2 separate regions of the Homo sapiens genome follow, and region 2 is linked to region 1. A link is a loop called in an ENCODE intact Hi-C map of the cell type or tissue named here. Cell type or tissue: endothelial cell of umbilical vein. All regions are shown on one strand. Links, peaks and the distances in the headings refer to the core of each region. The heading gives the core; the rest is flanking DNA.

Region 1 (4,403 bases), core at 309-4,308:
TTTCCCTACAGCATTAAAAAAAATTCAACAAGATGATTTGTATTAAGCCTGTAGTGTTCCATCCTATCCTTGAATAGTCCCTCTTACTAGAAAATACAGTAAATTATTTATGATAGTTAATGTTCTATTAAAGTTTCTGTGAAAATTGAATTATCAAATTCTGAAGATTACTCTTAGGAGAAATACAGTGTTAGGATCCTGTGAACCTCTGGTGACAAACTTTTCGTCAACCAAATAATACACAACCTCACTTTATGTGTGCTTTTTTTTAAAGACACCTTATTTAATGTGTGTTGGTGATTCTTTAACATTGAACTCATGGTCAACAGCACTATATCTCACTCCTGAATGAAACTTATCTGACACACCTGTTTTCTAGATAGGGCACGTCACAGCCTTCTTGCACTAAGGAGCGCTAGCCATCAGTTCAGTGTGATGCTTGGGAATCATTACAAATAGCAAAATCATCAACAAAAAGCACAAAAATGAGAAAAACTTGGCACTAAATAAACCACGAAAATAACACTTGCTTACAGTACAAGAGCTGAAACAAGAAGGCAGAGTACGTGTGCATCAGGCAAACCAAATTTTTGGCCACTCTGTGCATGTCCATAAATAACCATGAAAACACCACAAGTATTGACTTGGGACTTAGAAAAAAAACTTTAGCAAGGAAGCAGATTTGCAAATACAGGATTTTCAAATAATGAGCATCAATTGTATTTTCCTCTCCCGTGTTGCTTGGTACTTCACTCTCCTGGATTTCCAACTACCTCACTGGCCTCTTGGCAGATTCTTTCTCTTCATCCCAAGCAACATCTTTGCAGAGTCACTAACAGTCCTTGGCCCTCTTCTCTTCTTTTCCTATACTTAATTCTTCCTCTTCCTGGGTGTTCTCAGCCAGTCCCTTTGTTTTAATTACCACCTGCCTATAAGTTACTGCTTTCAAATCCACATCCCCAGCCTAGACCCCCTCTCTCGTGCTTCCATTTCTCATTTTCAGCTTCTTACTTGATCTCCATTTCGAGGTTTAACAGGCATTTCTGACTTCACAAGTCTAAATGTGAACTCTATGTCCTGCAAATCTTGTCTTTGTCCCAGTCTCTCACATCTATAAGTGATACCCTCATCACCAGCTGCTCAACTCAAAACCTAAGAAGTTATTCTTGATTTCTCTCTTTCCTACATTCCTCATATCCAATACATTGGCATTTTTTTCAGGAAGAATCTATTAAACAAAGATTATTTTATTATTGCAAAACACACACACACACACACACACACAAACTATAAAACACTAGTGTGCACCTGTAGTCCCAGCGTTATGTACCATCAGTGCCAGCTACTCAGGAGGCTGAGGCAGGAGGATTCCTTAAGCCTAGGAGTTTGAGGACAGCCTGGGCAACATACCCAGATCCCGTCTTTTTAAAAAAGCAAATAAACTATAAAGCACTAAGAAATCTAAATATCCATGCTAGAGCAAACAGGTGGCAATTGAACATCCTGGGTCTATAGTATGCTTGAGGGAGACTGTGACTGATTAGATCCCCACAGTAGAGAGAACATCTTCATAGGCAAACGGGGGCTTACCTGTAACAGCTGTTCAAGTTCTCTCTTCTCAGCAAGAATCATGAAAGGTACTTAATTCAAGGTGGGTGTACAGTCTGATGCTCTTCAGGCAGGTCAAATTCTCATAATCTAGAGGACTGAATGGAAAGTACTTTTCTTTTTCAAGATAGGTGTCATTGGAGGCAGGAATGGAGCTTTTTGCTTTGACAGTCTTCCCCGTCATGTGTCTAGCAGAGAAAGTTGGTTGTTCTTGTTCAGGGCGTCCATTAGTCTGGCAGTTTTTGTTTCCAAAATACACCTAAAATCTATCTGCTTCTTTTCATGTAGGCCGCCATGATCCTCCTCCAGGCCCCCATTCTTCTCACCTTGGCCAGGGCGATAGGTTCTTAACAGAACTTCCTGCTTCCATTATTTCTGCTTTCATCCGTTCTCCACAGAGAAGCTGGAGTGGTCTTTTAAAAAGTTGAACAGATAATGCCATCCCATGCTCAGATCTTCCAAAGATCTTCTGCTTCTCCTGGAATAAAACATGAACAGTGCACTGTAAAAACCCTAGAATATGCCAAATTCTCCAGCCTCATTATTTCTTACCACTTTGGACTTCTTTTGTTTCTGGAATGTGCTAAACAACTTTTTTCTGACTCAGTCTCTCCTGGGAGAAATATTTTTCCTCTCCCTGGAATGCACTTCCTGCTCTTTTTATGGCTGGCTTAATTTCACGTTTTGGATCCCAGCTATAATATCACTTCCTCACAGAAACTTTTCTTGACCACTCTATTTATCTGCACTAGCTCTCCCAACCCATGTTTACTCACCAGTTATTCTGTGGCCTATCCCCCGTTTACTTCCTTCCTAGAAAAACCTATTTTTTTTTCTCCTTGTGTATTGTCTGCCTCCTGCCAGAATTGGAGGACTTATTATCTTGCTCATGGCTGTGTCTCTAGACCCTCACACATAGTGGGCACTCAGTATACATTTATTAAATAATTACATTTCTTATCTGATCTCCTCCTGTATAATATTTGGATTGTTTTCAGCTTTTCTATATTGTTACAAATGCTGCAAAGACCAGTTATATAGATGAATCTTTGTATATATTACCTTAGGGTGAATTCCTTAAGTTGAATTTGGGGCTGACTATGTATAGTTTTTAAGCTTTTTATCAAATGCTTTTGACTGCTATCATTATTTTTTTACCCTCCAGTTCCACCTACAATTACCTTGATTGACTCAATGGAACTTTTTCATATGAAAGTATTAAAAATACTGAAAGAAGATATAAGTAGCAAGAATGTTTTAAAATACTAATTTCTGATAATAATGTAAAAGATACACTCTATGTTTTACCAGGAAACCTAGATCATTATATTCAATGCACTTCACTCTCATGGCATGTTATTTTTAGTTCTTTTTCTAGTTCTAGCATAAATTTCCTCAATCAAATACTGTGATCGATTTTTTATGTGTGTAACAAGATAAAAATGTTGTGCTTCAGTCTCACATTCTAATACTCTTTCTTCAGGTTGACCCTGTATTATGTTGGAATAGGTGTTGCTGCCTTGATTTTTGGTTACATACAGATTTCCTTGTGGATTATAACTGCAGCACGACAGACCAAGAGGATTCGAAAACAGTTTTTTCATTCAGTTTTGGCACAGGACATCGGCTGGTTTGATAGCTGTGACATCGGTGAACTTAACACTCGCATGACAGAGTAAGAGGATGATATTGTAGTACGTTAGCTTTGTTTTCATATGTGACATGTAAATGACCTAACTACATTTATTTGCTTGTTTCAGTGACATTGACAAAATCAGTGATGGTATTGGAGATAAGATTGCTCTGTTGTTTCAAAACATGTCTACTTTTTCGATTGGCCTGGCAGTTGGTTTGGTGAAGGGCTGGAAACTCACCCTAGTGACTCTATCCACGTCTCCTCTTATAATGGCTTCAGCGGCAGCATGTTCTAGGGTAAGTGAGATGGCTAATGCAATATTGAATGGAAGCAGCAGTGTGGACTAAATGACTCACTGAGTTTGTTCAAAAATGGCTTTTCTATTCACTTGCCATGTCCCAAACTACAAAGGGATATTATACACCACAAATACTTTTGATTTTGTTCACCATTAATCCCCTTTCTATCTTCAAGTTATTTGGCTAAGATGAAATGTTTTTAATAGCTTACTAACATTGAAAACATTTCTCTTCATTTAGCAGTCTAACACAACTTCAAGTGGTAGCATGGATAAAGTATGATGTCCTTATACATGTGATGTTTAGTTGTTGCTGTTGGGACAGACTTGTTTGCTCTAAATTCACAGATCAACATGGTACGATTCATTTCACTGGGTAGAATGGAATAAGAAAATCCTAAAACAATAAACATCTTTTTATATCATCCTCTTAAAGTTTATGTATATATGTAAAGTTTTTTTTTTTTTTGAGGCAAGGTCTCACTGTGTCACACAGGCTGGAGTGCAGTGGTGCAAACATGGTTCACTGCAGCCTCAACTTCCCAGGCTCAAGTCATCCTCCCATCTCAGATCCCAAGTAGCTGGGACTACAGGCAACCACGCCCAGCTAACTTTTGTATTTTTTGTAGAGACAGATTTTCACCATGTTGCCCAGGCTGATCTCGAATTCTTGGGCTGAAGCTATCCGCCCACCTCGGCCCCACAAACTGCTGGGATTGCAGGCCAGTGAGCCACCGCACCCAGCCAAGTTTATACTTCAGTAAGGCTTTCAATTACATTTCAGATTTCTGCTAATATCTATTTTTATGTACTACACAAATATGTTTCAGTTTTTTAAACAAATTATGTACTCGCATTCTA
Region 2 (4,403 bases), core at 74-4,073, 410 kb before region 1:
TTTGTGCCAGGGTTTGATGAAGAATGTACAGTGGTATACAAATATGTTTGAACAGAAAGGCCTGTTTGTTCAGATTCTTCTTGACCTCTCTGTATAGCATCTCCTTCCTCCTAAGTCTGGGATAGAACCCCTCTGGAATGAAGGTCTTAAGACCTACTTTCAGGCCAGGTAGGTCCAAGAATTCCTTCATGACTATGTTCACACAGAAAAGCAGGGGAAGGTCAGAAAGAAAGTGACCTTTCTAGAGTTTATGGTTTGCTTTAGGGAGAGGAATTCAAGTTTCTATGACCTACTTTGGGGATAATGGAAAGAGGGTAAACAAAGAAGGTCAGGGAGGCATTGCTTCAGAGGCTCTCCCATTCTCCTTCAGTTTGAATTACTCAGCAGGCCAAGGCACCATACTCCAGAGTATCTTGTTCTAAGCCCTGACACATGCAACATACAACAATGTATGAAGCACTACAACAAAATGGCACTCAAAGGAGTCAGATGAGTCTTCTTAGTGGATGAACTGGGCTCTTAATCCAGTGTTCTTTCTACCATAGCATGATAATATTTAATATCAGTCTTCTTTCTGGAATCATCAATGTGCCAATACACTGGAAACCATGATGCTGCATATTTTTAAATAAATGTTTTGTATAAGTGGTTAAAAGAAACCATGTAGTAAACGGGGGAAAAAAAGTGATTTCATAAGGTTTGTGTGCATCAGAAACACTTTAGGGGAATGCTTTAGGATTCCAAAGAAGAAATTCAACCGAGAAAAGTCCCTTTTATTTTCACTGGTGGGTAGATGAAAGTAAAAGTTTTGAAATATAAAAGAGCTCTGGGACTCATTTGGATACACGTGTTTGTATTGCCAAAAGGTAAACCACATAATGCAGAAGAAGATTTCTGGCCAATTTAAGAGCCTTACAGGGATAGTTTGTGGCCCTACCACACGATTTCTTTTTATATTAATGCTGCTGATACTGATTTGTCTGTTGATCTCTCTCCTGGAAGATATTCCCAATATCACTGAGGCTGTAGAAGTATCAGAAATACTACTTTGAAAAGTGATTTCCAAATAATCTTTCTATACATAATCCCTTTCAGAGGGACTGGGGATGGAGAATTGACAGATCACTGCATTAACTTAAGAAGAGTTGTGCTATTTTTAAACAATTAAAAACTGTAGAGAATATGACTATCGTCTCACACAAAAGTCAGAAACGTCTGCACTAATGCTGTCATGGGATTGTTGCAGGAGAATGACAATGAGAGCCTTCTCAGAATAATGAATGCCCCACTGAGGAACAGGGTGTTTCCTCTCTGTACTGACATCCATCCTTCCTCTCCCAACTGAACAGCGGTCCCATTACTTTGATTCAGATTGTCCTAGAAAGAAAACTCCTCTTATGTAAGTAAACAGAACTAATCAATCATTAGAAACTGGTGACTTCCATTAACATTGTATTTCCATGCCCCTAAATGTTAAGGAGGCGTTCATAGGCTAGTCTAAGAACCTAACCACTATTTTAAAAATTGTCTCTCTGGGAAATTTCCTTCCTCTTTTCCTCTTCTCCCCCCAAAAATGACTCATACACAGAGTTGATAAGAATTTTTAAAAGCATATGTGATTTAAGTCATAAAATAATATGAATAGTAACAGTAAAGTTTGAGTGCTTTGAACATCTAGGCAGTATTTCAATTCTTCAAGTGTTTGTGAAATTTTTCTGTTGCTATAGTTAAAAAACAAAAACAAAAATGGAAACGGGAATCCAAGAACCTGGATTCATACTCCCGCTCTTTCACTTCCTAAGCTATGTGACCTTGACCCAAGACAATCTGAGTCACTTTCCTCAGCTGGAAAAGGATCTAATTTCTGTTACATCACATCTCATGGTTGTAAGGCAGTACAGAGCAATGAAAGAGCATGGACTTCAAAATGAGACAAACGTGGATTTAGATTTTACTTCCACCACCTACCAAGTTATTGAATTTATCTGAATCTCAATTTCTTCTCCTTCTGAATTTGGAGGAGGATTCAAAATAATATGTGCCTAGTAACTGCTGAGCTAATAAATATGTGCAATGATTATAAGAGATGTGGATGGTGCTTGAAAACTGTTAAGTGCTAGTTAGCTAATATAACCATCTAAGTATCATATTGTTGAATATAAGAATATGTACAACCATTATGCAATTTAGATCACAACTTGAAACCACAGTGTATACTGAACTTGATGCTTGCTGATTATCTATCTTTCTGACTAGAATGACTAAATACAGGCTATGTAAAATTAGGAGCTTTGTCTATCTTGATAATTATTTTATTCCCAGTCCCTAAAACAGTGCCTGGCACACAAGCAGCCCTTGATAATACCCTAATATTGATGTAGAATCTATGTGTCATGCATCTCATTTTCATAACAACTCTGTGATCTAGGTACTATTTATTATTAGGCCCTATTTACAGGTAAGAAAACTGTGGCATGGACCAATCTCACAGGGAATAAAAGGCAGAGGCAAGATTTGAACCCTGTCTGGTTTCAGAGTCAATTCTCAAATGCCGCACTTCACTAGAGATAAATATTTGTTGAATAAATGACTGAGTTTCCATCTTCATCCACAATTGTTTGGTGATATCTAAACCATAATAACATTAAGGATACAGTATTAATTAAATCATTTTATGAAAAAGGATGGCCATTTTCTTTCATCTCCATACAAAGTTATCCAGAAAACTTCTTGGAGCAATAAAGGGAAAATGGTCCTATTTTCTGAGCACACTGAAGGCCAGATTACACAGGGCAGTGAGGTGTAAAAGAGTTGTCCACTATGTCTTAGTAGGCTTTGGGTGAAATGATCTGGAGTCTTCTTTCCCTTAATTTAATCTCATAGAGTACATTTATTTTCCTGCAAACTGTGGAGGGAGGACACACGTTCAATGGAGAAGTCTGGCAGTCGGAGCTCTCCCTCCCCAGTAACAGACCCTAAGGAGGCTGCTAGGGCTAATGCTTATTGTAGGAAGTAAAATTTTCATTTCCTATATCACATTCTGGTTGCTTACCTTTGTATTTTTTATCTTCTCTACTCAGATCTAAGTATTTTCTAGGCTTGATATTATTTACCTTCAAAGTAAGCTCATGTGAGAGAAAAGCTGTAAAATAGCTTGTATAACCTTGCAGAACGCAAACTTCCTGAGCCTCAATTCCCTTAATAACACTCTATCCTTTCCAAGTATAGTTTTGTTGTACATCAGTATGAAATAATGCATTAAGAACTATAAATTGCTATACAAATGTGAAAAATATCGTTACATTCTCACAGGGTTAAGGAGGTTAAATGGCACATGGTTAAAGGCTGGAGCACTGACATAGCATTCCAACCTGGCTCATCACTCATGTGATCTACGTCCTTAGTGTGCCTCAGTTCCCTCATCTCAAAAGAACTGGTAATAATAAAACCTATCATCAGGATTTTGCAAGGATTAAGAGAGTTGACACATGTAAAGCCCCTACAGCAGTGTACGGCAGGTGATAATGTCTTCATAAATATTAGCTATTATTATTTCTAAAAATTGGACCACATTTTACTGGAATATAAACATATTTGAGGTTTTCTTTCCTTCCTAATAAATCTTTATATTCCAAAAACACTTTTAGGTCTATTTCTCCACTGTCTTGCCTTGTTCATTTATTCCTGAATATGAATGTCTTTTATACTTATAAATAATTCCTACTAGTCCCAATTTTGCATAATCAGGAAGGATCCTAAAAGTCTCAAGCACATAATAATTTGTCATTTTCTGAAGGCTATATCTGACTCCTGTGTTCTATAAGGTACCCAGATGTTCAAGTTAGAGTGAACTAATAAGTTTACATCTCAGTCCAGTTGTTTGTAATCTCTACTGCTCATTGCATGAGTAGTCATCCTTATTCAAGCTTATTAGAGCTTCCCATTATCTTTTATGCACGTTTTCAGGGATAGATGGTTGGACTTCATGATGAATTTGTATTTATAAATTTCATTATTCTACAATGTCTTGAAATCCTTTGAGTAGTCTATCCAAAAGGTAGCAACATTCTTTAGTTTTGGATCTGTGTTTCCAAATATTTTTTAGTAATTTTTACCTAGATGTTCATTGGAGAAATTAACTACATTATTATAAAATTAGCTTCTTCCTCAAAATTATGTCTTCCTCTCTCCTGTAGCTAACATATGAACATCATCATTGACCCCAATGTCTTACTCCACATGCAAAATTTTCCAAGTCTTCTTGATTCTACCTCCACAGTATCTCTAGCATTTATTCTTCACTTTCTAGTTTTTCCCCTTTATTAGTTTGGGCTCTTGTCTTTTGATATGTGGACTGTGGCAAGTAGCCACCTAAGTGGGCTGCTTACCTCCAGTATCTTTCA

What was found. A loop is a pair of places that touch in the nucleus more often than their neighbours do. Peaks named below come from ENCODE experiments on the same cell type or tissue, not always from the same donor. Only the 100,000 strongest peaks of a DNase experiment are listed, where the experiment ranks them.
Region 2: it touches region 1 in a loop (10-fold over the local background); 1 of 110 quality-filtered maps calls a loop at or near these places.

The regions. Positions count from the first base shown.
Region 1 is chr7:20,640,093-20,644,495 of GRCh38, forward strand. It overlaps ABCB5 (ATP binding cassette subfamily B member 5), which reads left to right. Exons shown (of 28, transcript NM_001163941.2): 6 at 3,092-3,283; 7 at 3,369-3,540. Among named protein-coding and RNA genes, the nearest start is that of ABCB5, 27 kb to the left of the region's middle. RefSeq lists an enhancer at 1,393-2,592. In endothelial cell of umbilical vein, for the core only: no CTCF peak of the experiment used is centred there; a DNase peak (open chromatin) is centred at 2,329.
Region 2 is chr7:20,228,543-20,232,945 of GRCh38, forward strand. No RefSeq gene overlaps it. Among named protein-coding and RNA genes, the nearest start is that of GIRGL, 13 kb to the left of the region's middle. In endothelial cell of umbilical vein, for the core only: no CTCF peak of the experiment used is centred there; a DNase peak (open chromatin) is centred at 1,799; H3K27ac peaks cover 2,071 bases.